Linked DNA regions of Homo sapiens: all the other regions are linked to region 2. A link is a loop called in an ENCODE intact Hi-C map of the cell type or tissue named here. Cell type or tissue: B cell. All regions are shown on one strand. Each heading gives the region's core, and the rest is flanking DNA. Links, peaks and the distances in the headings are about the cores only. Region 1 has its middle 5.2 kb from the start of CCT8. Region 2 overlaps LINC00189 (long intergenic non-protein coding RNA 189). Region 3 holds the start of BACH1-IT2 (BACH1 intronic transcript 2).

What was found. Peaks named below come from ENCODE experiments on the same cell type or tissue, not always from the same donor. Only the 100,000 strongest peaks of a DNase experiment are listed, where the experiment ranks them.
Region 1: a loop joins it to region 2, with 12 times the contacts of the local background. A loop is called at or near these places in 5 of 110 quality-filtered maps.
Region 3: a loop joins it to region 2, with 11 times the contacts of the local background. A loop is called at or near these places in 3 of 110 quality-filtered maps.

What each region holds. Positions count from the first base shown.
Region 1 is chr21:29,075,016-29,082,763 of GRCh38, forward strand. It overlaps a transcript of MAP3K7CL not described here. Among named protein-coding and RNA genes, the nearest start is that of CCT8, 5.2 kb to the left of the region's middle. RefSeq lists enhancers at 405-1,604, 4,153-4,292. In B cell, for the core only: no CTCF peak of the experiment used is centred there; DNase peaks (open chromatin) are centred at 1,856, 2,226 and 2,736; H3K4me3 peaks cover 1,955 bases; H3K27ac peaks cover 1,959 bases.
Region 2 is chr21:29,195,052-29,205,656 of GRCh38, forward strand. The region is part of intron 1 of LINC00189 (long intergenic non-protein coding RNA 189); the gene reads left to right. Among named protein-coding and RNA genes, the nearest start is that of LINC00189, 6.9 kb to the left of the region's middle. RefSeq lists enhancers at 975-2,174, 1,432-1,671. In B cell, for the core only: CTCF peaks have their summits at 1,360 and 1,565; a DNase peak (open chromatin) is centred at 1,470; H3K4me3 peaks cover 1,751 bases; H3K27ac peaks cover 2,387 bases.
Region 3 is chr21:29,371,062-29,381,666 of GRCh38, forward strand. It overlaps BACH1-IT2 (BACH1 intronic transcript 2), which reads left to right and starts at 1,440. Exons shown (of 2, transcript NR_046564.2): 1 at 1,440-1,502; 2 at 2,181-2,919. In B cell, for the core only: a CTCF peak has its summit at 5,732 (motif pointing left); a DNase peak (open chromatin) is centred at 5,700.

The sequences.
Region 1 (7,748 bases), core at 608-3,107, 120 kb before region 2:
TTGATTGTCAGCTTCCTGAGGCTTCCCCAGCCATGCTTCCTGTACCGCCTGTGGAACTGTGAGCCAATTAAACCTCTTTTCTTTATAAATTACCCAGTCTCAGGTAGTTCTTTATAGCGATTCGAGAACGGACTAATACAGCCACCCTTTTCATTCTTGGAAAATAGAGATATTTTAAATAAAAACATACATATTATCATGTGATAGGATTATTATTTTTTAAATAACGTTAAAAATTTATCAGTTTTAATTTCTAATATAGCAAATATTCATACCTATAACCCACATAAACAAAAGACCTTTGGGGAAGTTAATTTTTAAGAGTCTAAAGGTGTTCTGAGACTGATACGTTAGAGAACTACTGTAATGATCAGTCCCGAACAACAGAACAATCCAAGATTTTTCCTGGATTAGCTAAGAAATAAACAAAAGCACATTCCTCTGACTCAGAGATAATATTACTTATAAAAATAGCTAACACAAAATAAAATTGAAATAAAACTGAAAGGAGCTAAAATGACACCTGATTAACATATTAATATATATTAATCTATATTTAAAGTGACTTTGAGGCCTAGGTTCTGGTCCTTGTCTCACTGGTATCTTCTCCATTTGGCATTAATGTCTTGTATTCTGGCCCCAGTACCTGGAATAGTTCGTGCTGTCTGCTTTACCACTTCTGCCTCAGGGTCTTTGCCTCTGCTGTTCTTCCTACCTAAAATGCTCTTCTATTCCCTTATGGCTGAATTAATTCTACCTCAGTATGCAGACACTTTCATTAGAAAGTCTTTGATGACTCCCAAGACATTCCCTGTTTGTCATTCTCATAGCTTCTGTGTTTCTCCTTCATAGCACTTACCACAGTTGTAATGACAGAATTATTTGTCATCTTTCTCCACCAGCAGGTAGGTGGTGAATCACCAGCACTTATACTGTAATTGGACAATGCACGGAGTAAGGAGTCAATAAATCATCATCAAATGAACTACTGGGTGACCAAATGGATATCCAGAAGAGGAGATCGAAGAATTAAGGTGCTGTGGTCTCAATGTTTGTGTCCCTCCAAAATTCATGTTAAAATCTTAGGCCCTGAAGTGATGGTATTACGTAGGGCCTTTTGGGAGATGATTAGTTCATTAGGTCTCCACCCTTATAAAAGATTAGCGCTCTTATGAAAGAGGCCCAGGGGAGCTTATTTGCCTTTCCACCATGTGCTGACACAGCTAGAAGGTACTATCTATGAACCAGGAAGCAGGCCCTCACCAGACACTGTATCTGCTAGCACCTTGATCTCGGACTTCCAGCCTCACGAACTGTGAGTAACACATTTCTACCGTTTCTAAGCCACCCAGTTTGTAGTATTTTGTTATAGTGTGTCTGGAATTGGTGGGTTCTTGGTCTGACTGACTTCAAGAATGAAGCCGTGGACCCTCGTGGTGAGTGTTACAGTTCTTAAAGGCGGCGTGTCCGGAGTGTGTTCCTTCTGATATTCGGATGTGTTCGGAGTTTCTTCCTTCTGGCAGGCTCGTGGTCTCGCTGGCTCAGGAGTGAAGCTGCGAACCTTCGCAGTGAGTGTTACAGCTCTTAAGGCACGTCTGGAGTTGTTTGTTCCTCCCAGTGGGTTTGTGGTCTCGCTGGCTTCAGGAGTGAAGCTGCAGACCTTTGCAGTGAGTGTTACAGCTCATAAAGGCAGTGAGGACCCAAAGAGTGAGCAGCAGCAGGATTTATTGCAAAGAAAAAAAAAGCTCCCACAGTGTGGAAGGGGACCCAATCGGGTTGCCACTGCTGGCTCTGGCAGCCTGCTTTCATTCTCTTATCTGGCCCCGCCCACATCCTGCTGATTGGTAGAGCCCAGTGGTCTGTTTTGACAGGGCGCTGATTGGTGTGTTTACAATCCCTGAGCTAGACACACAGGTTCTCCATGTCTCCACCAGAGTAGCTAGATACGGAGTGTCGATTGGTGCATTCACAAACCCTGAGCTAGACACAGGGTGCTGATTGATGTGTTTACAAACCTTGAGCTAGATACAGAGTGCCGATTGGTGTATTTACAATCCCTTAGCTAGACGTAAAGGTTCTCCACGTCCGCACCAGACTCAGGAGCCCAGCTGGCTTCACCCAGTGGATCACGCACTAGGGCTACAGGTGGAGCTGCTTGCCAGTCCGCCGCCGTGAGCCCACACTCCTCAGCCCTTGGGTGGTTGATGGGACTGGGCGCTGTGGAGCAGCGGGCGGCGCTCGTCGCGGAGGCTCGGGCATGGCGGGCTGCAGGTCCCTAGCCCTGCCCTGCAGGAAGACAGCTAAGGCCAGGCGAGAAATTGAGCACGGCAGCTGCTGGCCCAGGTGCTAAGCCCCTCAACTGCCCGGGGCCGGTGGGGCCGGCAGGCGGCTCCGAGTTGCGAGGTCCGCGGGGCCCACGCCCACCCGGAACTCACGCTGGCCCGCAAGCACCGCGCGCAGCCCCGGTTCCTGCCCGCACCTCTCCCTCCACACCTCCCCGCAAGCTGAGGGAGCCGGCTCCGGCCTCGGCCAGCCCAGGAAGGCGCTCCCACAGCGCAGTGGTGGGCTGAAGGGCTCCTCAAGTGCCGCCAAAGTGGGAGCCCAGGCAGAGGAGGCGCCGAGAGCGAGGGAGGGCTGTGAGGACTGCCAGCACGCTGTCACCTCTCAATAGCAGCCCAAACAGATTAAGACATGGGAGGTATGGTCTCTATTCTTACCATCCAGACGTATGTGAAGTAAAACCAGAGAACAACACAAAGCAATCAAGAGGGTTTTTGCGCAGAGTTTGCAAAACGCCAAGGAGACTGTAGGTTTCTGTTATAGTGATTCAAAAGCCTGGGATCCTCATGTTAGGTGCTGCCTGAAAACATGGCCTCCAGCCTCCAGGAGAGCTAAAAGCCGTGAGGATTGGGGGTTGGGGATGTCTGAGCCATCTTAGGATTCTGATAAGGACTCAGTTCACTATTTGTTTCTAGTTACTTTGTTTCTGTTTTTTTCATTTTTTGTTTGTGTTAAAGTTTTAACCCCTGTACGTCAGAATTGTTTAATGTTTTTGGCTTGTCTATGTGTTTTGATTTTTTTTGTATTATTATTTAATTTTCCCAATTCCCATTAAATCCTTAACCTCCTGACTTTTCTTTTTCTGCCTCCATTTGTATTGTTTATTTCATGTTACTATATCATCTTATGTTTCAGTATTTTTCTGTTGAATTTTAATTCTTTTGTTTGGCTTTGGAGTCTGACTCATTTTGTGTTGGCTCATTATTTTGCTTCAGGATATTTTTGTTGTTGTTAAAATCTTTTAATATTCCTTTATAAATTTAAATTTTTTTCTCTTTTAATCGAATTTATTTGGGCTTAAGAGGGCACAATAATTTATACCCTTATTCACTTTCTGAGTTTGGAAACAACCAAGAAAATAGAGGGGTCAGGAGGCTGGAATTCAGAGTCTCGCTGGACTACAGAGAACGTGGCTTAGGGTGAAAGCACAGGCATGCTGGGCATCATTGCTGCTTTGCACTGATCAGAGAAGGAGAGACTTTAAATGGGTTAACTCCATGCAATCAAGAAAGGTAGCCCCATGTCAATCCCTTACCAGTGAGGTAACTTCCAATGTGGGTCAGAAGGAGTGGATTGAGAGGCCGAGAACTGGGGGTAACCAAAAGAGTAAGACTAAACAATACTCTCCTCTCAATATAATTGTTACTTTTGTTCATCTCCCTGTAAACCTCCCTCCCACTCTTCTGCCTTTTATCTATGGAGTGGGGATGAGGTTGAGGGGAGACTCGGCCTACGACTACCATGTTGGTCCCACAGCTCCACTTAGTTTCTGTCAAGCACACATGAGACAAGGCATGGCTAAGGTAAAGTCCTGACTGATTCGACTGGTAAAGATGCAAGGACACTTTTTTAGAATCAGACCGTTTATTCATTACATAGATGACAAAAGGAAGACTAGCCAAATGTGCCAACTCCTTGAGGTCATTGTTCTGCTCATCAAAAAGAATGACACTGAAACCAAAGGGACTTGGAGATTGCAATGCGAGTTGGGTAATGCAGCTCGGTGGTTTTGTGTTCTGCCACTCTATTAAGAGAGGGTGAAGCAGGAAGACCCACGTCTCATCAGAACACTGGAGGTGATGAGAAACTGCTTCATGACAGCTTCCCAGGTGAGATCAGGAGGTGAAAGGAAGATGGCCTTGGAGAAGCTCTTTGCAGGTCTCCATCTTCTCGTGTTCCAGGTGGATCACAAGGCATTTGGCCAAGACTCAGGCCACAGGAGAAGCAGTGCCAAGAGACAGGAAGGAAGTGGCTCTGCCCTGGTGTATCCACAAAGGGCATGCAGGCAAAGGCCCATGCTAATCTGAGTCTTGGCCAAATGCCAAGCTCTTTCTTAGCTTTGGCTTGCTTCCTTTTCTCTATGGGTCTCTCAGCTTCCCCATACTGTCTCACCACTCCCCCCAGAAAGGTCTCTACGTGTTTCATATTCAAACATCCCAAGAGGGAGCATCTGATTGGTTCAGTTTATTGCTTTGCCACAAAAAGCCCCCAGGTTCTGCTAAATTTTCAGAAAATACAAGTTTCCATGGCTGCTTTGGCCTAAGCAAGAATTGGTGGTGCACTCAATGGCAAACGAGGGCCAGGGTCATGTGAGTCATCTGTAACCTTGGTGTGAGAATGCTCTGTGGCTGTTTTGTTCCAAAGTGGGCTCTGTGTGTGGCCTACATTCAGAGTTTCAAGAATAGTCCAATCAATCTACTTGAGGCTGTACTGGAGTGAGTAGCTCCCTTAAAGTCTCTCCAGGTTAGGGCAAAGTCACAAGAAATGAAATGTATTATAATCACTCCCTGCTTATTACCATTCTAAGAGGGAAGATCTTGAACTGGATGAAAGTGATTGATTCTTTTCTTAGTTTAAATGTTGGTTTAGTTGTCCCGGTGTCTTTTGTGCCTAGGTGTGATTGAGCTGGTTAGATTAATGGGAACGAGAAGGGTGAAATGGAATGAGATGCATTTAAATCCTATTGGTGATACCTTAGATATCTAGAGATGAAATCTTTATTTCAGGTGACTTGAGAGAGAAGGTTCTCTTGAGCCTTTATGAATCAACTGTTGATGAACTAAAACTGTGTTTATCAGTCTCTCTTTCAGCAAAGATAGAAGTTACTGTCATAGTTCCCCTGATCAGTGTGCTAGACTGGCACACATGGGGTCTTCTACTGCAAGGCTGGGAAGCAGAAACTGTGTTTCTTGGATTCTGTTGCAGTTATGGCTGTGGGTACAAATAAGCCTCCACCAATTAGATACTTTCATGTGAGGATTGGAAGGTGGTAGGAAAACAAAGCCTATTTTCATGCTGTTTTGGCATTTCTGCCATAAGCCCCTAAGGCTGCCGTGGTTTAAACCAGAATTCCTGATGCACTCATGGGTGTCCAGGGGCCAGGGTCTTTTGTAACCTTAGTGTAGGGAATGTGATGAGATGATGCATTTTTGGCACCTCTTTGCCAAAGATAACACCTTGCTCTCCGTGCTTACAGATGTACAAGGGCAGCCGTGGGGCTGGCAACAGCTTCGTAATCCTGGCTTCCTGCTTTCTGGGTCAAAGCCCTGGTGGTGTGTTCTTGATATCGGTCCATCTAGTGGCGTTGTTTGATTCCTCCCACCTTGCTGATCATTCGTAGTGTAGCCCCCAAGGTGAGTCATTCTGTTACATCTGGGACCTATTCCCAGAAGCCCATTTTAGAGCTTGCTTCTCTAGCCCATCAAGAATTTTTGAAGGATCTGATTCCTGTATTAAAGCCCTTCTGCTTGAGTGGTTTTTGTTTCCTGCATGCTGTATGACATAATTCCTGTGTTTATGATTGTTACAAAGCTAAAAACAGCCATGGCCAGGCTTGTGAGCTCACATCAGAAATGAAATTCAGAAGTCATTCAGAATCTTACCAAATCCAGTTTTTACTCTTGATTTAAAAATATTTTACTTTTTAAAATTAATTATTGTGGCTCGCCCAGACTTGGCAGTTAGAATTGAATATCAGGAAAGGTTTTAAGACAAACCTGACGAAGAAAGTTGAAGTAGTCACAGTATCTAGAAATACAAGAGGGCCTCTTTTCTCAGGCTTATATTTTGAGATAAATTTCCTCTCCTTAGTACATGCAGGGAACATTTCATTTCATAGTTTTGCTGATTAAAAAGGCCAAATTATATAAATTACCTGGAGGAGGTTTTCTGCTATTAAAATTGTTTATGGTCAGCCGGGCGTGGTGGCTCACGCCTATAATCCCAGCACTTTGGGAGGCCAAGGCAGGTGGATCACAAGGTCAGGAGATCAAGACCATCCTGGCTAACACGGTGAAACCCTGTCTCTACTAAAAAAAATACAAAAAAATTAGCTGGGCATGGTGGCAGGCGCCTGTAGTCCCAGCTACTCGGGAGGCTGAGGCAGGAGAATGGCATGAGCCTGGGAGGCGGAGTTGGCAGTGAGCCGAGATCGCGCCACTGCGCTCCAGCCCAGGTGACAGAGCGAGACTCCGTCTCAAAAAAAAAAAAATTGTTTATGGTCTGTAAGTATCTGGCCTTCCCAACTTGGTTCTGATGGACCAAAATATAGTATATTTCCCATGTCTCCCTTTGTAAAGAAAGGTAAATTTACTCTTTCTTTTATTATGAATTCATCAGTTTACTGGTTATTCTTTTTTATATTTTAGCCAGTTTCCCACCACAGATTGCAAGTTTGGGTTCCTCAGACCATTGTTTTATGCAAGAAGCAGGCTTTTGGCAAGTTTCTTCCACATCAAATTACTTTTCCTTCTGTATATTTTATGCAGAAATCTTTCAATAACAAGATAAGATTGTTTGCAGCTTTTATTGATCTTTACTCAATATTTGATTCTGTGCATAGGAACCAGTTGTAGGCGAGCCTGCTTACGTACAATATTGAACCCAGTCCTGATTCTTATGTAGAATTTGCATCTTAACACCAGTGCAAAGACCTGGGTTTGATAAGTTAAATGGTTATTTCAAAATGAATAAAACAGGGATGTTTTGACTACTTTGTTTCTTTTTGTTTTATAATATAATATTACTTTTGGATGAGCTAACTGAATCTGTCCCTCTTTCCACTGAGAGTAAAAGTAATAAGTATTCTCTACTAATATTATTAAGTTCATAGATGACTCTAGCAGCTCTTGGTCCTATTTCCTAATATTATGTAAAGAAATGGCTTAAGTTCAGGCACTGCATTAGTTAGCGATTGTTGTGTAACAAACCACTCCAAATCTCAGTGGCTTAAAACAACAGCTACTTCTTATTTCTCACAAAATAATTTCTCACAAAAAATTTCTAAATTTTTTGTATGCCTAGGACTGGTTGGGTGGTTTGGCTGATCTGACCAAGCTTTACTGTATTAGGCAGGGATTGTTTATGTATCTGCAGTCAGCTGGTGGGTGGGCTTGGGGTTGGGGAACAGTGTTGGCAGGCTTGGAGGTCTCAGCTGGAACAATTCAGCTGTGCATCACATGGTCTCAGCCTCTAGTAGGTTACCTGGGCTTGCTCTCATGAAAGTAGAGGGTGCCAAGGGAGCAAGCAGCAATGTGTAAGCACCTTGTTAAATTTGCTACTAGCCCATTGGCTGAAGTAGGTTATGTGGCCACACCCAGGATCAGTGTGGCAGGGCAGTATCAAAGGCTGTAGATACATGGAGGCACGTAAGTTGAGGACAATAGTGCAGTCAATCTACCACGGCCACT
Region 2 (10,605 bases), core at 190-2,689:
TGCCTTCTCCACTGAGTCTCTAATGATTTAGTCATCCTTCTCATCCTGGTACAGAGAGGAAGACACTTACAAATGGAGATTTCCTTTACAGATATACATTTTTCTTACAAAAGGGTAACTTTTACTCTGTTTTCAGAGCTTCTCCTGTGTCTGCAATTTCTCAAAATACCTCAAAATAATCCTTATGCCAAACAGGCATATTTTCATCTCCTACAGGTCAAAGATATTCACATTCAAGAGTTTGGGAATGAAATTCATTTTGGATAATAATATAAAAATCAAGGTTTCTTTTGAGGGCATGGCGTTAACTAATTACAATTTGACACAAAAATGGAACTGTCATTCTATTTTCTGTACATGGTCCATGAAATACAACATGAGAATTTGGAATGATTTGGGTCAGTTATCCAACTACCAGCAATCTCCTTGTAACTCACAGATCCCCCTCTATAATAATCACAATGATAATAACAGCAATAATAATAAAAACTGTGACACCTGAGTCTTATTGATCCCTTAACAGGTGCCAGACGCCGTGCTAGGTGTTTTAGCTATAATTTCTTAAATTGAATTTCCATAATAGCATATACAGTGGATGTAATTATGCTAATTTGTGAAATAGCAGTTCATGCCTTCCTTCCTCTCAGCCCCTCTTTTCAATAAAGTAAAAAAAATTTAAGCAAACAAGTTTCATTGAATGATCTCGATTATAGTATTTCAAAAGCGTGGTTCAGGGAACTAAACAGCCATCCTTCTTTGGCTATGGTTTCCTCAACAACTTGGCTTCTTTCCCCTCAGTTTGAGAAGTTATATATAACTTTATGTAATCACTGATGTTTAATTTCTGTGAAATGCTTTAAAAAGCTCACAAGATATAAAACTCTCATTTATTCCCCTTTTTATAAGTGGAAAGACTTGAAGAGGACTTGAGTCCTTTGCTTTTACAGAGTTAGGGTCTAGAGCTGTTGACTTCTAGCCATTCAGAGAGAAAACATCTGAAAGAGTTATGCAGTGAAATCACAAAGCAAACATTGTTTGGGGAACTAAGATAGTATCTAGACTACACACACTGAAAAGCGAATTTATGTCCACACTTATTTTCTTCTTTGCACTCCTCTCTCTCCTTTCTTCTTCGTCTCTGTTCTCTTTATCCACTTCATATGCTGCAAGAGACATTTAGTACCTGACTACACAAAAAGAAATGTGCTGAGTTTGACTTTCTTTTTTGCATACACTAGGGAACTAATTTTAGCGTATGTTGCATTCTTTTATAAATGACTTTTTTTTGGCTGTCTTAGAGTTCTAAACTCTCGCTATCGTGCTGTGCATTTTTATTTCCCTGCTTTGCACTGTGGCAGAAAGAAAGCAAAAAGCCATCACTACACTAGGGGCGCCCTCTAAATAAAGACGGCTTTCCCCAGGTCTGACTGTGACTTTCCCCCACCCCACTAATGGAAAGGGTTAGAAAAAGGAAGTAGCATGAGTCACTGCTATTGCCACACCCTCAGGAAAACCCCTGCTCCATCTTCCTCTTGTGCTACGATGACTCTTTCTAGCCAAGGTCCTGGGTCACAGGAGCAAAGTTTTCAAAACATACTCATGAGTTTCTGGAGGAATGCAGTGTCGAACTGATTGACAACAACAAGAATCAAAACAAGGTTAGATACCAAAAAATAAAAATAAAAAATTATTTGACTGAAAAATAGAAGAATGGGTCTGATCCAAACATTCATTTATGAGCTGGTTGTTTGAAAGTGAAAACGTAGTTTCCATTTTTTACATATACATCCTCGATGATTGTTAGGACTGCTAGACTATCCACTCAAGGCTATCCTACACCCAAATGGCTGAGGTGCGTGTAATATTGTTTCTGTGGGGAAGGTTCAGTTGGCTTTCCTGTTTGGTTACCAGGGACATATTTTCCCATCCTTCACCACGGTTCTAACAGCTGGTGGGGTGATGTTCCTTTAGCCATTTGGCTGGGCAATGAGAATAGGACTTCTGGAGACAAAAATACTTGCCACAGAGATAAATCTGGGAAGGAAGAGGGGAAAACCCTGATTTCTGTTGTGGAGGAGAGAAGGTAATTTTGATATGGACAGAAGACAGGGAAATATTGGGTAGAAGAGGGTGGTTCCCCAGCAAAGTCCCAACCCTCAAGCCTTGAGACCCGTGGCCGTAAGTGGGAACAGGCATTATGTGCCCCAAAAGTTGCCTTTTGGCTCGCCATGCCCCTCCATCCTGTACCCATATAAACCCTGAACCCCAGGCTCCAGAAGCAGATGAGCAGATGAGGAGACAAGCAGACAAACAGCGCAGCAGAGAAAGAGAGAAGAGAAGGAACATCTGAACGCTGAGAGGAGCTCAGCTGGGGGTGGTTGGAGGGGAGTTTGACTGCTGGATGGCCAAACTCCAGGGGAAGATCATCTTCCCACTCCATCCTCCTCCCAGCTCCCCATCCATCCTGCTGAGAGCCACCTCCATCACTCAGTAAAACCCCACATTCATCCTTCAAGCCCGTGGGTCACCTGATTCTTCTGGGATGCTGAGCAAGAGCTAGGGATACAGAAAGCTGCCATACTGGTCCTCTGCCCTTGCAAAAAGGGGCCGCAGGCACCCACCCCTAGATACGGGGCTGGAGCCCAAGGCACTTGCCCCAGCTCCTACACCTGTCAGTCTGTGTGTTTCCCCTCCCATCAGGGGTTTGAGCAATGGTGACAACTGAAGAGCAGTGGTGTCGACTGAACAGGCGAGCCATACCTCTGTTGCATGTCCTGCGAGAGGGATCAGGAAACTTTCCCGTTTCAATCTGGGGCAACTGCCTGGGTCATTTCTGTCACTAGGGATGGGAAAATAGAGGAGAGGCAGGAGAAAATGTGGGGCAGTGGGAAGTGATGGTCTTGGTGAGGAACAGAATGAAAAGTCATACCTTCTAGGAGAGTGAGGACTGGTTTGCTGTCCTCACTTGTAGGTGTCAAGTGGTGTCGCATTGTAATTTTTATTTGTATTTCCCTAATGACAAGCACGTTTTTATGTACTCATTGGCCATTTGGACATATTTGAAGACATGTCTATCAAATTGTTTATTTCTTAATTGGGTTGTCTTTTTATTGTTAATCTCTAGGAGTTCTTCATATATTCTGCATTGTATATTCAGTCTTTGATTATATATATTATTTGCACATATATTTTTCCAATTCTGTGCGTTGTCTTTTTGTTTTATTGATTGTGTCCTTAGAAACGGGGTTTTTGATTTCTATGAAATCCAATTTATCTGCTTTTTCTTTTGTTGCTTGTACATTTGGTGTTATATCTGTGTATTAGTCCCTTTTCACACCACTGATAAAGACATACCCATGACCAGGCATGGTAGCTTGCACCTGTAATCCCAGCACTTTGGGAGGCCAAGGTGGGTGAATCACTTGAGGTCAGGAGTTCAAGACCAGCCTGGCTTAGATGGTGAAACCCCATCTCTACTAAAAATACACACAAACACACAAAATTAGCTGGGCATTGTGGCACATGCCTGTAATCCCAGTTACTTGGGAGGCTGAGGCAGGAGAATAGCTTGAACCCAGGAAGTGGAGGTTGTAGTGAGCTGAGATTGCACCACTGCATTCCAGCCTGGGCAACAGAGCTAGACTCCATCTCAAAAAAAAAAAAAAAAAAAAAAAAAAAAAAAAGACATACCCGAGATTGGGTAATTTACAAAAGAAAGAGGTTTATTGGACTCGAAAGTTCTATGTGGCTAGGATGGCCTTACAATCATGGCAGAAGGTGAAAGTCACATCTCACATGGCGGCAGACAAGAGAAGAGTGAGAGCCAAGCAAAAGGGGTTTCCCCTTATAGAACCATCAGCTCTCATGAGACTTATTCACTACCATGAGAATAGTATGGGGGAAGCTCCCCCCATGATTCAAGTGTCTCCCACTGGGTCCCTCCCACAACACAACAGAATTATGGGAGCTACAATTCAAGATGAGATTTGGCTGGGGACACAGCCAAACAGTATCAGTCTGTAAACCAAAAATAAAATTCTAAGCCCTTCAACCATCTGAATGAACCACTCCTCTTGGCCAAGGGCATTCCAAAGTTAACCTGAAAAACTAGTTCAGGCCATGATGGGAAGGGAGGGTCAGAAGTGCCTCATTATATATCCTCTTCCCTTTTGGAATTCAGGAAAAGCCTTCCAGCACTAACATCAACACAGACCTTAAGTCTTACAAGAAACATTTACCATCTATTCTCTCTGAAGCCTCCTACCTGGAGGTTTCATCTGCATGATAAAACTTTGGCCTCCACCATCACTTATCTTAACCTAGACATTCCATTCTATTAATTTCAGGTCTTTAGATAATAGCTTAACTCTTTCAACCAATTGCCAATCAGAAAATCTTTAAAATCTACCTATGAGCTGGAAGCCCAACTTCAAGTTGTCCTGCCTTTCTAGATCGAAACAAAGTACATCTTACATGTATTGACTGATGTATTATGTCTCCCTAAAATAGATAAAAGCAAGCTATACTCGACCACCTTGAGCACATGCCATCATGACCTCCTGAGGCTGTGTCACGGGTGCATCCTTAACCTTGGCAAAATAAACTTTCTAAATTTATTGAGACCTGTCTCAGGTACCTTTGGATTCACAAATCTAAGAAACCATTGCCTAACCCAATGTCATGAAGATTTACTCTTATGCTTTCTTCTAAGACTTTTTTTTTTTTTGAGACAGAGTCTCACTCTGTCACCCAGGCTGGAGTGCAGTGGCACCATGTCGGCTCACTGCAACTTTCATCTCCTGGGTTCAAGCAATTCTCCTGCCTCAGCCTCCTGAGTAGCTGGGATTACAGGCACCCACCACCATGCCTGGCTAGTTTTTATATTTTTAATAGAGATGGGGTTTCACCATGTTGGCCAGGCTGGTCTCAAACTCCTGACCTCAGGTGATCCACCCACCTTGGCTTCCCAAAGTGCTGGGATTATAGGCATGAGCCACCATGCCCGGCCTCTTCTAAGACTTTTATAGTTTTACCTCTTATATTTAGGTCTATGGTTGACTTTTATAGTTTTACCCCTTATGTTTAGGTCTATGAATTTTTGTATATGGTGTGAAGTAGGGCTTCAAATTTATTCATTTGCATATGGATATTTAGTTGTCCCAGCACCATTTGTTGAAAATACTACTGTTTCTTCATTAAATTTTCTTGACATCTTTGCTGAAAAATCATTTGACCTATAAATGTAAGAGTTTATTTCTGAATCCAATTCTATTCTGTTGATCTATATGTCTATGCTTATGCCAGTACTACATTATCTTAGTCACTGCAGTTTTCTAATAAGTTTTGAAACTGATAAGCCTAAGTCCTACAATTCCAGGTTGTTTTGGTTATTGTGGTTCCTTTGAGTTCTTATACAAATTTTAGGATTGGCTTGTCAATTTCTGAAAAAACATAGCTGAGATTTTGAGAAGGATTGAGTTGAATATGTGGATTAATTTGTGAAATATTGCCACCTTAACAGAAGTAAGTCTTCTGATCCATGAACATGAGGTATCTTCCCATTTATTTAGATCTTCTTTAACTTCTTTCAATGATCTTTTACAGATTTTCAGTGTACAAGTCTTTTACTTAAAAAAAATTATTCCTGAGGTTTTCTTTTATACTTTTGCAAACAAAATTGTTTTTTATTGTATTTCTTATTGTTTATTGCTATTTTATAGAAATAAAATTCATTTCCGTAAATTGATCTTCTATTCTGCAACCTTATTATGCTGGTTTGTTAGATTCTTATAGTTTTTTGGTAGATTTTCCTTAGGATTTTATATATACAAGATTACATCATCTGCAGATAGAAACAATTTTACTTCTTCCTTTGTAATCTGTCAAGTCTGTATTCTTTTTTATGTGCAGCCACTGAAGTCTCTGCCTAGTCTGATTAGCAGTCAGCTAATTATTAGACAGAGATTTTCTTAAATGCTTTGAACCACTAAGTTTCCCAGTCTTTGCTGATGGGATATATGTGTGCTTACCTTTTATTTCTTTCTTTCTGCCTAGCTGCTCTGGCTAGAACCTTCAATACAATGTTGACTAGAAGTGGTGAGAGTAGACATGCTTATCTTGTTCCTGAACTTTCTTTCACCATTAAGCATCATGTTAGCTAGAGGTTTTTCATAGATGGCCTTTATTGGGTTGAGAAACTTCTCTTCTATGCTTAGTTTGCTATGGGGATGGGGGTGGATTTCATCAATTGCTTTAAGAAAATGTATTGAGATGATTATGTGGGTTTATCTTTAATTCTACTAATATGCTATATTACATTGATAGATTTCTTATGTTGAGCCAACCTTGCATTCCTGGGATAATCTCACTTAGTCATGGTGTATAATCCATTTTATATGTTGTTCAATATGGCCTGCTACACTTTTGTTGAGGATTTTTGCATCTATATTCATAAGAGATATTAGTCTGTGTTTTTTTCTCTTTTGATATCTATATCTGATTATGGTATTATGGTGATATGGCCTCCATAGAATTAGCTGGGAAATGTTCCTTTCTCTTCCACCTTTTCAGAAAAGTTTGTGAGTGATCTTCATTCTTTCTAAATTATTCAGTGGAATTCATTATTGAAATCACTTGAGCCTGGACTTTTTGTGAGAAGTATTTGGATTACTAATTCAATCTCTTTACTTATTATAGGTCTATTTGAATATTCAGTTTCTTCTGAGTCAGTTTTGGTAGTTTGTATCTTTCTAGGAATTTGGCTACCTCATCTAGGTTATTTAATTTGTTAGCACACAATTGTTTGTAGTATTTTCTTATAATCCTTTTATTTCTTTAAACAACTTAATGATGTTCTTTATCATTTCTGATTTTAGTGATTGGAGTGATGTGTATTTCTTATATGGCATGTCTGCTACTGATGAATTATTTTAGTTTTAGTTTATCTGGGAATATCTTACTTTCTCCTTCATTTTTGAAAGACACTTTTGCTTAATATAGAATTCTTGATTGACAATCTTTTTCTTTCAGCACTTTGAATATATTAACTCCCATTTCCTTCTGATCTCAATGGTTTCTGATGAAAAGCCAACAGTTAATCCTACTAAGAATCCTTTGTATGTGGTAAGCCATTTCTCTCTTGCTGCTTTCAAGATTCTTGCTTTCTCTTTGTCTTTTTACAGTCAGATTACAATGTAACTCACTGTGGATCTCTTTGAGTTTATTCTACTTGAATTTATTTAGATTTTTGACTGTGTAATATGTTTGACCAAATTTGGAAAATTTTTGGCCATTATTTTTTCAAATGATATTTCTGTCTTTTTATCTATCTTTTCTTCTCTTGGACTGCCATATGTTTGTATGCTTGATAGTGTCCCACAGGTTTCTGAAGCTTGTTATTTTTTTTTTTAATCTTTTTTCTTTCTGGTCCTGGATAATCACAATTGGCCTATCTTCAAGTTCACTGATTCTTTCTTCTATGAGTTCAAATTTGTTGTTAATCCCATCTAGTGATTTTAATTTCAGTTATACTTTTCAACTTCAGAATTTCTATTCTCTTAAAACAATAATTTATATCTTTTTATAGATATTTTTGTTTGATGAGACATTATTCTCACACTTTGTTTTAATTTTTTAGATGTGGTTTCCTTTAGTTCATTAGATGATTAAAGGTCATTGTTTTTTGAGTACTCACGGACATATATATGGCAGAAATAGACACCGGGGACTACTAGAAGAGGAAGGGAGGGAGGGGGACAAGGGTGAAAAAAAAAAAACAACTATTGGGTACTATACTCACTACCTGGGTTACAGGATTATTCATACCCCAAACCTCAGTATCACACAGTATACCCATGCAACAAAGTTGCACATGTTCCCACTGAGTCTAAAATAAAACATCAAATTATAAAACAAAAAGCAAAATAAAATCTTTGTTTGCTAAATCCAAAGTCTGGACTTTGTCAAGGAGAATTTACTGCTTGTTTTCTTTTGCACGGGACATTCTTTTTTTTGTGTGTGTATGTGTCTCTCTGTTTTTGTTAAAAACTGGACATTTTAAATAATATGTCTATTCGGGAAATTGGATGCTCTCTTCTCCCCAAAGTTTGTTGTTATTGTTGCTATTTTTTCTTACTATTATTAGTTTGTTTATTCGTTTTTTTAGTGACTTTCCTGCACTAATTCTGTAAAGTCTATATTCTTCTTTTATATGCAGCCATTGAAGTCTCTGCCTGGTTAGATTGGTAGTCAGCTAATGATTAGACAGAGATTTCCTTACATTCCTTGAACCAATAAGTTTCCCAGTTTTGGGTGATGGGATATATGTGTGGGTTGGGGTATATCTTTAATATTCCTACAGGCAGTTTACAATTTTGCCTTAAACTTTCTTCCTGCTTGTATGTAATCTTAAGGTAAGCCAGAGGTGAGGAATTAGGATCTTCTCAGGTCTTTCCTGTGCAGGTACACAGCCCTGCACATGTGAATGACCTTCTGTATTTGCAGGAATATGTGTTTGCTTTCCAAAGTCTCTTATGGACATCTTAATTCCTTGGTGGTTGTGTTTTGGTCGGTTTCCTGTTAGCTCCAACCAGTAACATTGTCTCAGGCAGCTGCAATGTGAAATAATTGCCACCTATTTTTTTTTTTAAACAAATGTCCTAGGAATAGGGCTGTTGGCACAGAGCAAATTCTGGGTTAGGTCAAATACAGAAAAGCCCTGAGAACGGATATTTTCAGTGAACTGCCACACAGGTCAAGTCTTAACAATTATGAGATTTGGGGGAAGTTTTATATCCATATCCATTTGACCCTCTCCAGTGGCTGCCAGGCTGCTGGTTTTCATAGCTACCGTAGTTGCGAGGCTGTTGGTTTTCAATGTTACCATGGCATTGGGGTGGGGGAGAGGGATTAGGTCAAGTTAAAATGCCACAAAATAGCTCACTGGTCTTACCAAGATTCAGCCATTTTTTCCTGACTAAACAGTCCTTGACATTTTGCAATCTTTTAGTTAATTTCCAGAGTTCTGAAAAAGTTAATTTTGACAATTTTTGCCACTGATCTCATTGCTTTTATGGATGAGCAGATTTTTGATGGTCTTTATTCTACCATTCAAGAAGTACTGTCTTTTTTAGCATGTTAAAAGGTAAGTTTTTTTAAAAAACATAAACCATGACACAAAAATTATAAAAATAGTAAATGAACACACGCCAAAGACTTTATTTAACTCTGTATTTATTGTGGAGCATATTAAGATACTATACATTCAAAAGAGAATTAAATACACATACACACAGAGGGAATTGAGAATGCTGAAATCATTTTACAGGCATATTGGGTTAATACCTACAGCCCAATAATCAATTGTATTTCACAGGGCCCAATTCACTTTCATTTCTTCAGGCAAGCATCATTTGTGTTATTAGTTTTTGACAATATTGAGAGTAGTGAAGCAGCTGAAAGGGAGTACAAGGCAAAGATACACTAGAAGGATAGACAGACAGAGTCCTGGTAATCTTTTTTCCCCACAATAAAGTTTTTGTAGTTTTTCCTGATAAGGGAATGGAGAAGAGAGTGTAGGGAAAAGCAGTATAACATTTTGAGACCCTGGACATGTGACTAAAACAGTGGAAAAGGACAGAGCAGAGTGCAGGGGTGTTCAAGGTAGCTGTTGCTGGCCTCGCCTTCAGTGATAAATTCTTCTCTATGCCCCGCTTCCTCATCTGTAAGGTAAAGATATGGATCAGCTGATTGCTAAGGCTCATCCCATTCCAGCTGTATTCAAATGTGGCCCCCAGAACTGCAGCATCAGTATCACCTGAGAACTTGTTAGAAATGCAGATCCTTAGGCCCCATCCCAGTTTTACTGAATTGGAAACTCCAGTGTAGATCTCAGCAAGCTCTCTAGGTGATTTTGATGCAGCTGAATTTTGAGAACCATTGTATATCAATTTTCTATGAGATGGAAATTTGATATTGATATGATATAGTTTGGCTGTGTTCCCATTCAAATCTCACCTTGAATTGTAATAACCCCTGCCGGGTGCCAGGTGGAGATAATTGAATCATAGGGTCAGTTTCCCTCCTACTGTACTTGTGGTAGTGAATAAGTCTCACGAGATCTGATGGTTTTATAAATGGGAGTTCCCCTGCACACAGTGTCTTGCCTGTCGCCGTGTAAGATGTGACTTTGCTCTTCACAGGCCTTCCACCATGATTGTGAGGCCTTCCTAGCCATGTGGAACTGTGAGTCAATTAAGCCTCTTTCCTTTATAAATTACCCAGTGTCATGTACATCTTTATTAGCAGCGTGAGAATAGACTAATACAGATATCAAGGAAACTCCATTAGCTATCATGACAGCATATTTAGAATTTTCTCCTAAACTTTGAAAGCATCAATTATTTCTGTGTGTAAAAGGAAAAAGTCAGTTTGGTTAAAGCTCTTTTTATTTTTTATATAAAAAAAGGAGTTCGGCCGGGCACGGTGGCTCACGCCTGTAATCCCAGCACTTTGGGAGGCCGAGGTGGGTGGATCATGAGGTCAGGAGATTGAGACCATCCTGGCTAACACGGTGAAACCCCGCCTCTACTAAAAATACAAAAAGTT
Region 3 (10,605 bases), core at 4,665-7,164, 180 kb after region 2:
AGGGGGCATTCATAGAAACAACCTACTGACAACTAAGGAGCTACTGCGATGGGATGGGCAGCCTGCAGCTTCACTCGGTGGGCAGCCTCCACAGGTACTTTAATTCCTCGCTCTTCTGGCCAGGCATCTCTTGGTAAAGGCAGGTAGAGGAAGCAAAGCAATTACCTAGATAATTAAGGAAAAACAAACCTGTATGTGGCAGGTAACTTGGGGAGCTGCTTCTGATTTTCTAGGCAACTATTTTCATTCTTCACTTCTCTGGTGTCAGCAGGAATCTGAGCTAGATCCCAAGAGCAACTCGAACAATTACAATGCTCTCAGTTGGCAAACCCGGCTTCATAGCAACTTCCCTCCTCATTGATCTAGAGTTTGAAATAGCTTTGTCAGATCTCGGGTGTGTTCCTGCTGATTTATGGCAAAATCCCAGTAACAGCTGTGAAAATGTTTGTCCATTTGTGAAACTTCAGAAAGCGGGTCTAGCAAATCATTCTCACCTGGTGATTCTGGGGCAAGGTGAGAACTGTACCCTCACAGGCCGGGTGAATAAGATTCTAGTTGCGGTGGAGGCCAAGGAAGAAGATGTACTATGAGTCAATCTCTCTATGAGGCATTTGCTGAACCTTCCCCTCCTACACCTTCCTACAAGGCAGGTCCGATGACTTTTACTTTACAGATGAGAAGATGGAGCCTCCACAAGGCACATAGCTGGTGAGTGACAAAACCAGAATTCAAACCCAGATCCATTTGATAGTGACATTTGTTTCCACTACCCTAGTGGCTCTGGGGGAAGCCAGGACACCCATATTTTTGTAAAGTCCCGTAGTTGTTTCTAGTGTCATCCGGGTTGGAAACTGTATATTAAGTCAGTGGTTCTCAAACTTTAGCATGCATTAGTATCCCCTGTTAGGCTTGTAAAAACACAGATTGCAGGCCCCACACTTAGATTTCTGACTTGGTAGGTAGGTCTGAGTTGGGAACCAGGAACTTGCCTTTCTAACAAGTTCCCAAGTGATGTTGATGCGGGGGCCTGGGCACTACACTATGGGAACCACCACCGCATTAAGGTGAACTCAGAGCTGAATCTGACATGAAAATCTGCATTAATGGAGATGACATCAGATATCTGCAAAGTCACTTAATAGAGAACGGTTGAGACTAAGTCTTGACTAATATTAAAACTAACACATCTAAAAAGACTATGTCCATCACAGGTGGGTGGTCAGAATAGAAACATTACATAATGGGAAAGAAAATGTAGCTGATGCTATTCATCTAGAAGGAAGAAGTGATGTAAGGGTCAGTTTCCACCTTTGCTTTGAATTCCTTGGACAGCAAGCAACCATATGAGCATTAATTTGATTTATGTTTTTCAGGTATCGTATCTGATTTCAGATACATATGATGGTCTCAAGTGTGTTTTTTACCACCACCACTTTGTAGGCCTGTTGATGCCACTGCTGTTGAAGTCTATGTGAATGGTGCCCCCTGGTGGAAGGAAAAAGGTAGTTTATTACAGTCCGTTGTAAATGAGTGACCTAGCGTTGTTATCATGCTCTGCTCCTAGAGACCACTCCACTCACCTTAAACTAGCGAGCCTGAGGACCGGTCCCGGGGACCCATGAGAACATGATCTCCGAGAGCCCTGCCCTTGAGAAAGGTTCTCCTCAGCAATACTCCAACTCACCCCAGACCTAAAATTTTTTTTTTTTTTTTTGGAGACAGAGTCTTGCTCTGTCGCCAGGCTGGAGTGCAGTGGCATGATCTTGGCTCACTGCAACCTTTGCCTCCTGGGTTCAAGCAATTCCCTTGTCTCAGCCTCCCGAGTAGCTGGGACTACAAGCGCACACCACCTCGCCTGGCTCATTTTTTGTATTTTAGTAGAGACGGGGGTTTCACCATGTTGGCCAGGATGGTTTCGATCTCCTGACCTTGTGATCTGCCAGCCTTAGCCTCCCAAAGTGCTGGGATTACAGGCGTGAGCCACCATGCACGGCCCTAAAATTCTTAAAACGTGAAAATGGGGGAAGATGGTTAACACATCCATATGCTATCATGATATATATCTTTCTTCTTAGTTGTATGGGATGAAATGATGCCAAGATTTTCCTTACAGAGTAGGGATTGTGACTGAAGCCTTTGGACAGGTATTTAGGCCCTTATGAGTGTCCCCTCTTGTCTAGAGAATGGGACGCCAGGAATGTCAGATGCTTTTCAGCCTCTCCCCTGCTCTCACGCCTAGAAACAAGAGCTCCACAAAGGTCTCTCATTCCTCAAGGCTGATGAAAAGCCCAGCAGCTAAATGGCCAGAAGCCTGTCTTTGTGAGAAAGCAAGAAGTCTCTCGGTTTGAACTCTTCGGTCTAGAGACAGATTCTTCTACCAGTGGTGTAAAACCCTAAAGAGGCTCTGCATAAGACCTACCACTGCTCTGTGTCTCATGACACCCTGCCCCCACCACTGGAAGGCCACACTTATTCTTTGTGTTCATGCTTCTCTATGATCTGCAAGTTTCCCAAGAACACCTGGATTCGAAGCTCAAGTCCACCGCTAAATAGCTATGTGACCTAATGTGTCAGATGGTTATAAGGATTACAGAGAAAGAGGTATAGATAGAGCTGGTAGCAGTGACAGACACATCTTTACATCATATAATTCTGACATGCATTATTATTGTAGTTTTCTGTTATTCAGACATACTTGTTAAGAAGGTGCTGGGGACAATTTGTACATGCTGGGTATGAAAGGGCTTGGAAAGTATTTCATGAATGGAGTTGGCATTGAGGAGTCCAATCCATGTACAATGGGTAGAATTAGAAAGGCATTGAGGATAGTGTATTAGTCTGTTTTCAAACTGCTGATAAAAACATACCTGAGAGTGGGTAATTTATAAAGAAAGAAGAGGTTTAATGGACTCACAGTTCCATGAGGCTGGGGAGGCTTCACAATCATGGCAGAAGGTGAAAGGCACATCTTACATGGCAGCAGGCAAGAGAGAATGAGAGCCAAGGAAAGGGGGAAACCCCTTACGAAACTGTCAGATCTTGTGAGACTTATTCACTACCTTGAGAACAGTATGGGGGAAACCGATTCAATTTTCTTTCACCGGGTCCCTCCCACAACACATGGGAATTATGGGAGCTACAATTCAAGATGAGATTTGGGTGGGGACACAGCCAAACCATATCAGGTGGTTACATAAGAGATCCAGTAGAGAGGTGGGAACTCCAGAGGAGATAACTCACCTGGAAAGTAGGCAATCAGGAATATAGGATCCCAGTATGATGAAAAAAAAGGGGCTGTGGGTATGGGAGGCATATCTCAGAGAGAAGAAACACTGCTGTTCATGCCTGTGAAACCCAAGGTTTCCCCTTCCTCTTAAGGGTTCTCTCCCTCTAATGAGAGTTGTTTACACTGCTGATTAGAGACTATTAAGGTCTAGAAATCAATTTGTGTGGGGTTGTGGCCAGCATTTAAAAAACAGAACAGAATATGAAATATCAATGTGCATTGCACATAGTGAGTAAATATTACTTTATGAAACTTTAATCAATTACACATGTACATGTTTATAGGGGTATGATGTAAAGTGTATCATTCCTATGGGTCTTGGTACAAGGAGTTGAGAGCTGCGTCTCTAGTGAATCTACTGGGGTGGGGAGTTTTCTCATGTCTGCTCTTACAAGGTCCTCTTGACTATTTACTTTCCAGGATGGTTTTTCCCCATCAGCCTTTTCTGAGGGTCTGAGTCAGTTTGGGCTGCTATAACAAAGTACCATAGATTGTGTGGCTTAGAAATTACAGAAATTTATTTCTCATAGTTCCAAGATTAGGATGTGAGCATGGTCGGATGCTGATGAGGACCCTCTTCCGGGTCACAGCCTGCCGTCTTCTTGTATCCTCAGAAAGAGAGAAGAGCCGGGCACGGTGGCTCACACCCGTAATCCCAGCACTTTGGGAGGCTGAGGCGGGTGGATCACTTGAGGTCAGGAGTTCAAGACCAGTCTAGCCAACTTGGTTAAACCCCGTCTCTACTAAAAAATACAAAAAATTTGCTGGGCCTGGTGGTGTATGCCTGTAATCCCAATTACTTGGGAGGCTGAGGCAGGAGAATTGTTTGAACCCGGGAGGTGGAGGTTGTGGTGAGCCAAGATCATGCCACTGTACTCCAGCCTGGGCAACAGAGTGAGACTTCATCTCAACAAAAGAGAGAAAGAAAGGAAGGAAGGATGGAAGGAAGGAAGGAAGGAGAGAACTCTTTGGGGACTCCTTTATAAGGTCACTAATTACAACATAAGGGATCCACCTTCATGACCCAATCACCTATCAAGGCTCCTCCTCCAAATACCATTGCATTGGAGGTTAGAATTTCAACATATGATTTCTGGAGGGACATAAACATTTAGTCCATAACACTGAGTTAAAGCAGGTACCTATTCACTCTCCTTCTAGTCGGGGCCTGGAGCACAGGCCACCTTCTGATGCACTGTTGCCACCTCTGCAAAGTCTGAGCAGTGAGGACTGGGTGGAGGGAGGTTGAACATGGGGAAGCTGCCCTTTCTCTCTTTTATTTTATGACCCAGCCTGTTACTCATTTCGAACTTGATATTAAAGCTGTACCAAATTTTATTACAGTGTTTGAGAAACTATAAGAGAAAGAATTTTTTTTTTTTTTTTGAGACTGAGTCTCACTCTATCACCCAGGCTGGAGTGCAGTGGCATGATCTCAGCTTGCTGCAACCTCCACCTCCCGGGCTCAAGTGATCCTCGTGTGTCAGCCTCCCGAGTAGCTGGGACTACAGGCGTGCACCACCACACCTGGCTAATTTTTGTATTTTCAGTAGAGATGGGGTTTCACCATGTTGGTCAGGCTGGTCTCGAACTCCTGACCTCAAGTGATTCACCCACCTTGGCCTCTCAAAGTTCTGGGATTACAGGCGTGAGCCACTGTGCCCAGCCTAGAGAAAGAATTTAAACCTATCTGCTTCATTCTACTTTTCCAGAAGTCCAAGGAAAGAGTGTCCTGGAATTTAAACCCTTGGCACGGGTCACTTCCTAGATGCTCCTGGTTCATCATTGTGCTTCCCTGACCCCAGGGCCACACCCTTTGCTGCAGAAGGACATTTTTTCCAACTTGAGCCCTGCAAACATTTATTTATTTTGTGGGGAAGTTCTACTCTGTACCCACAGAGTTTCATAAATTTTTAAATCCACTTCTGAGTATTTATAAAAAGCCAGTGAAGTTTTAAAAATCCATTTCAGATCCAATAGATTCCCCTTTACCTCCTCCCACCTCTGCAGAGCCCTGATCATGCTTCTCCATGGGGACTTAGAGTTGGGAGAAGGCTTGATCTGCTTTTTCTCTCCTTACTCCCCTCTCTCGGGACACTCTTCCCTTTGAGTGGGGAAGAAAGATGGAAAGGGATGAAGCCGTCATTCTGGATGATAGCTTTCCCTTGCTTGTTGCCTCTTTGGCTGAGATAGACCCAGTGGGGGTGCTCACTGATGGTGGGCGTCCCAGGCTGGTTCCTTCTTGGAGTACATATGTGGGTTCTATATAGGCCATTCAGGGTTAGGGAAGGGTTCCTCCCTAGGTTTTGGCCCAATTCTCTAACGTGAGAGATCAGCTCTAGCTCAGTCTTCTGAGTCCCACCCCAGCTTTTGCTGGCAATAATACGCCCTGCCATTTCCTGTTGCTGGGACTGCCACCTTGTGGTGGCCTTCTTGTTTTGGGTACAACAGGACAGCTCAAGCTCAGCTGCCTCCTGCAGTGTCCCCCTGAGCCACAGGAAACTCAAGCTTCCTTGTAACACTGAATAGCAAAAGGGCTTGCTTCCCATTGCTGGCCCCTCTCTGTCATGTAAGTTTTTATCTCCCCTGCCCATAAGCAGATATCCCACTGTAGATCAAGACAAATCCTCTTATTCCTGACACCTGCAATGGCTATGAGTGCTTCCCTTCCTTTCTTCTCTTCCTTCCTGGAAAACATCAAGGCTGTCTGTACTGATGACCCACAAAAAGCAACCCCTTTTCTCCCCCTCTTCCCAATCTTCTGCTTGTATGGGGTAGGGGAATGAGAGGGGCCTGGGGATAGTTGGGAGCAGCAGAGCTGGTTATGTCCAACCTAATAAAAAGTCTTCGGGGAGTATATGGCCTCCAGCTGTTGGCAGCTCTCTTCAGAATGAGAGATTCTTGATATGTCTTTGCCTTTGACTCTGGGTCTTGGTCACCAATTCTGCAACAATGAAAATAGTCCCATCAACACCACTGTATGCAGGACAAAAGATCCATATTATCTACCTGTCCACTTTGAAGACTTAAGTTGAAAGTCTCTGGAACTGAAGTTTTGAAATGGCCACGAACATGCCTGAGCACACTGCCAGGAAATGGTGCGTCAAGAGAAGCCTGTTCGATTGTACAAAGGCCTGTGGCCTTGAAGGGTGACCTGGCCCACAGTACAGCAGCATCACTGTCCCCTAGTAGATATTTTCGAGTTAAGAGCAGAAATTAAAAATGCACAAAGTTAGGAGAGGAACACTTGTTTTCCAGAACCAGGAAAGGCATTTTGGTATATAATGCATTTCCATTAAGTAGAAGTAACTTGAAAAAAATTCATATTACATTTACTATAAGAGTTTAGTTGCAGAAACCCCAGAATTTATTGGATTTCTAACTTTTTTTTTTTTTAAAGTATTTTAAAACTGTGTCTATATTATTTGGCTATTTTAGTAAATAACTCACCATACTTGTGTGTAAGTGCAAATTCTTGAAGTTTTTTCTTTTTTCAAATGGAATCTGTTAATTTATTATCATAGAAATAGGATTACCTGTTGTAAAAAATTCAGCTGGTAAAAACATGTACATTAAATGCACCTTCAGGCTATTTTTTTTTTTTTTAACCTGAAGTAGAAGTTACTGTGGAAGGCCAGGCACAGGTAGATCATTTGAAGTCAGGAGCTCGAGACCAGCCTGGCCAACATGGCGAAACCCCGTCTCTACTAAAAATACAAAAAAATTAGCCAGGCATGGTGGTGTGCGCCTGTAATCCTAGCTACTCAGGAGGCTGAGGTGGGAGAATCACTTGAGCCCAGGAGGTGGAGGTTGCAGTGAGCAGAGATCACACCACTGCACTCCAGCCTGGATGACAGAGTGAGACTCTGTCTCAAAAAAAAAATAGAAGTTATTGTGGAAGGGTGCAGGGGCCTGTTACCATATGAAGTGGTAAAGACAGTGTCTCTGCCCTAAGCACCATCCAGAAATACCCCCTAAACCTCTATCGCCATGACGTTTTGAACGGGCCATGGGGGTAATGCTCATATTATCAGTGGGGATGGCAGGCCTCTTGTTGAAGTAGTCAGAATCAATGCCCTCCTTTATCCTCTCCATCCTGTTCTCTGCACAGCCTTCCTTTCCTGATGCCCCCCAAGCATCCCTGATGCTCTGATCACTGCGTTGATGTATCTCTTTCATGGCTAAAGGCCCCAGTGATTCTCCCTGTAGTCCACTTAGGTGACTAACATGGAGGTGTGACTCTGAGATTCATAGCTCCCTTGTGGCTCTAACTTATCAGGAAAAGAGTAGCCTTTTCTCATCAGGGCTACTTTTGCTTTGATTCCATCTTTCAGGTTCTCATGACTTCCCAATTCACATAAAGCTTGACACAAATTACCCAGTGCCTAGACAGTAAGAAAACATCAGCCTACCTGGAAAACTACATCCCAAATCATGTATTCTTGACAACCACCAGTTTTGGGGGATTGCCCTGACCCTCTTGCTTTAGAGTGAGGTGCCATTCAAAATGCATATTTAATAACCAGTTGTCTTGGGTGCCTGATCAAATCAGTAACTGACCAATCAGTATGGCCAAACCATTGCGTACTGGCTGAATATCAGATTGGGCGGGAGGCCAAACAGACAGGCCTCTGGGCCATGTTTCCAGTAGATTAGTTTTGTTTGGTATTCGGAGTGATTTTGAAATATGGTATGTGTTTGAGAGCCTTTAGGCTAAGCAGGCATTCTTCAATTCCCAGTCTCCCCTCTTGTTCCCTGTCCTAGAGTTGGCTGGCTTTACTCATTTATGTTACCCTGGGTTGCTGAAAAGCATCTGCTTGTGCTAGGCTGCTCTAAACCTTTCCTTGTGGCCTGGTCTCTATCCGGCAGCTGATAGGTCCAATTTGTTTCTTACTACGTCCTCTCAGCTTGTCTCCATGTGCATAGGCCTTCATACAAGAGGAATTATATGAAGCCCCCATTCGTGGGGCCTAAATTTCCATAGAGGTAGGCTTCTTATTCTGGATCTGAATTATACCAATATTTCTGTGGCACATTAAATGATAATTTATTTGGAAATGAGAGACTGCATATACAAAGACAATGGCCAGACTGTATATGAAAATAGAACAGCTTACACCTACCTGCCCAGAAAACCAACTCCTTGTTTCTAACAAACAGCCCAGGAAACCAGCCTGCTTTAAGTCAGACTTGGAGGGGGTCAGATGCTATCTAGGGCAACGGTCTAGGAACTTAACAATCACTTCTGGAACAATTGGTCTAAAACGGCCAGGACTTGAAGAATGACTGACAGCTTCCCTAATTCTTGTCCCCACTTCCAACTTAGGACCAACCAGAGAAATGCAAATATGCAACAGGATGCCAGTTTCTAGCTAGGCGGCCCACAGCTTCCCCATGCCAGCTGCCTGCAATCAAGGCACATGAGAAGGCTTCCCCCTTTTCCACTGTAGGGCTTTTCCACTCTGCCTGCCTTTGAGTTCTTGGCCAAAATGCAACTGATGGTGGCCGACTCCCTTGTTATAGCAAGCCCTGAATAAGTAGACTTTTCTTTTCTCCTTTGGTTTATATTCATTTAGTTTCCACAGAAATAAATTCAATTACATTTAGATAATCAAAATAATAGTAAAGGCCGTTAGCAAAATGGCAAAATGGAGAGGAAAAATAAGAATCTTGTATTCCGTAAAAGTTTAAGAGGAGTTTGTTTTTCAGGATGCTTTGAATCTCCTCCATAGATCACTTCTCCAATTTTTCCTGTCACCACAGAAATTTACAATATTAATAAAACAACTCGTTAAAATTTTGAACTTTGCTACTTTCAAACTGAAAACTTTTTGAAGCTTAAGGCAGTTATTTCTGCAAAAGATGGCTTCAGGTTTATTAATTTAAAAGAATGCAGGCAGTTTTTGAAATATTATCATCTAAGTGACTTTTTTCTACATTTATAAATACTCTACTGTCCCATCATAATTAAAAGAATATGAAAAGAGTTTGAAATATACTTATAGCTTAAAACATGGAAATAATTCTTTTTAACATGAATAATTATCCCACCAGTTTTATAATCTAATAAAAATCAAAGTAAAAGAAAAATGCTAGGCATTTTAATTATGAGAAATCATATGTATTCTGGGAACTTAGAAACGTTACCCACATATTTGTACTCCAGAATCCTCATTCTAGAAATTCTTTCCTCAAAGATGTTGCAAAGAAGTGGAGCGCGTATGTGTTTTTGTCAACATGACCTAAAACTTATAAAGCTCTATATGAAGCATACCTGTTTTCAATCCAAATTTAACGGTAATTTACTTCACATTTGAACTGGGATGCAGACTAGAAATCCATAGTCTTTGCATATGCTTTTCTTATTTATTCCTCTAAAATTATAGGAATAAGATCTTTATTTATTTATTTATTTATTTATTTATTTATTTATTTATTTATTTTTGAGATGGAGTCTTGCTCTTGTCGCCCAAGCTGGAGTGCAATGGCATGATCTCAGCTCACTGCAACCTCCACCTCCCGGGTTCAAGCAATTCTCCTGCCTCAGCCTCCTGAGTAGCTGGGATTACAGGCACCTGCCACCACGCCTGGCTAATTTTTGTATTTTTAGTAGAGATGGGGTTTCACCTTGTTGGTCAGGCTGGTCTCGAACTCCTGACCTTGCGATCCACCCACCTTGGCCTCCCAAAGTGCTGGGATTACAGGCGTTAGCCACCACACCCTGCCCTGACCTTTATTATTCTTAACTCTAGGCAGAGAGAGGTAGAGGAGAGAATACTGTAGAAACTGTTTTGTGTTTTCTAACTTTTCAGGAATCACTTTAGAGTTGACTATAATATCCTTCATACATATGCATATTACTCATATTGTGATTTTTAAATTGTAAATCCTTCAGAGAATTCCCCAAATACTCCCTTTCTGGGTGTCTCCATTGGTTGATGTATTTTGAAGAAATGGATATCAAAGGTGTTCAAGGAATACTTTTTGGCAAATTGATTAAATGCAAACTGATTTTATATTAGACTCAATTTGGAAGATGAGTGTGCTGAAACAGTAAGTCACTTAACGCTTATTTTGTATTATTTGATTTACTCCTCCCTACTCTTTTCTAGAGTTAATTCACATTGACTGTATATCTTTTGATTTATTAATTATTCCCCTGCCTCTTGTGTAAAATAAGAATACCTTATATTCACCTGATCTTAGGTTTTTATGGATTGAAAGGAGTTGGAGGGCTGGTTATAACTTGGAGTGCTAGGCCGTGCCCCTAGAGTTTCTGATTCTGTGGGCCTGGGATGGGGCCCAAGAATTTATTGCGT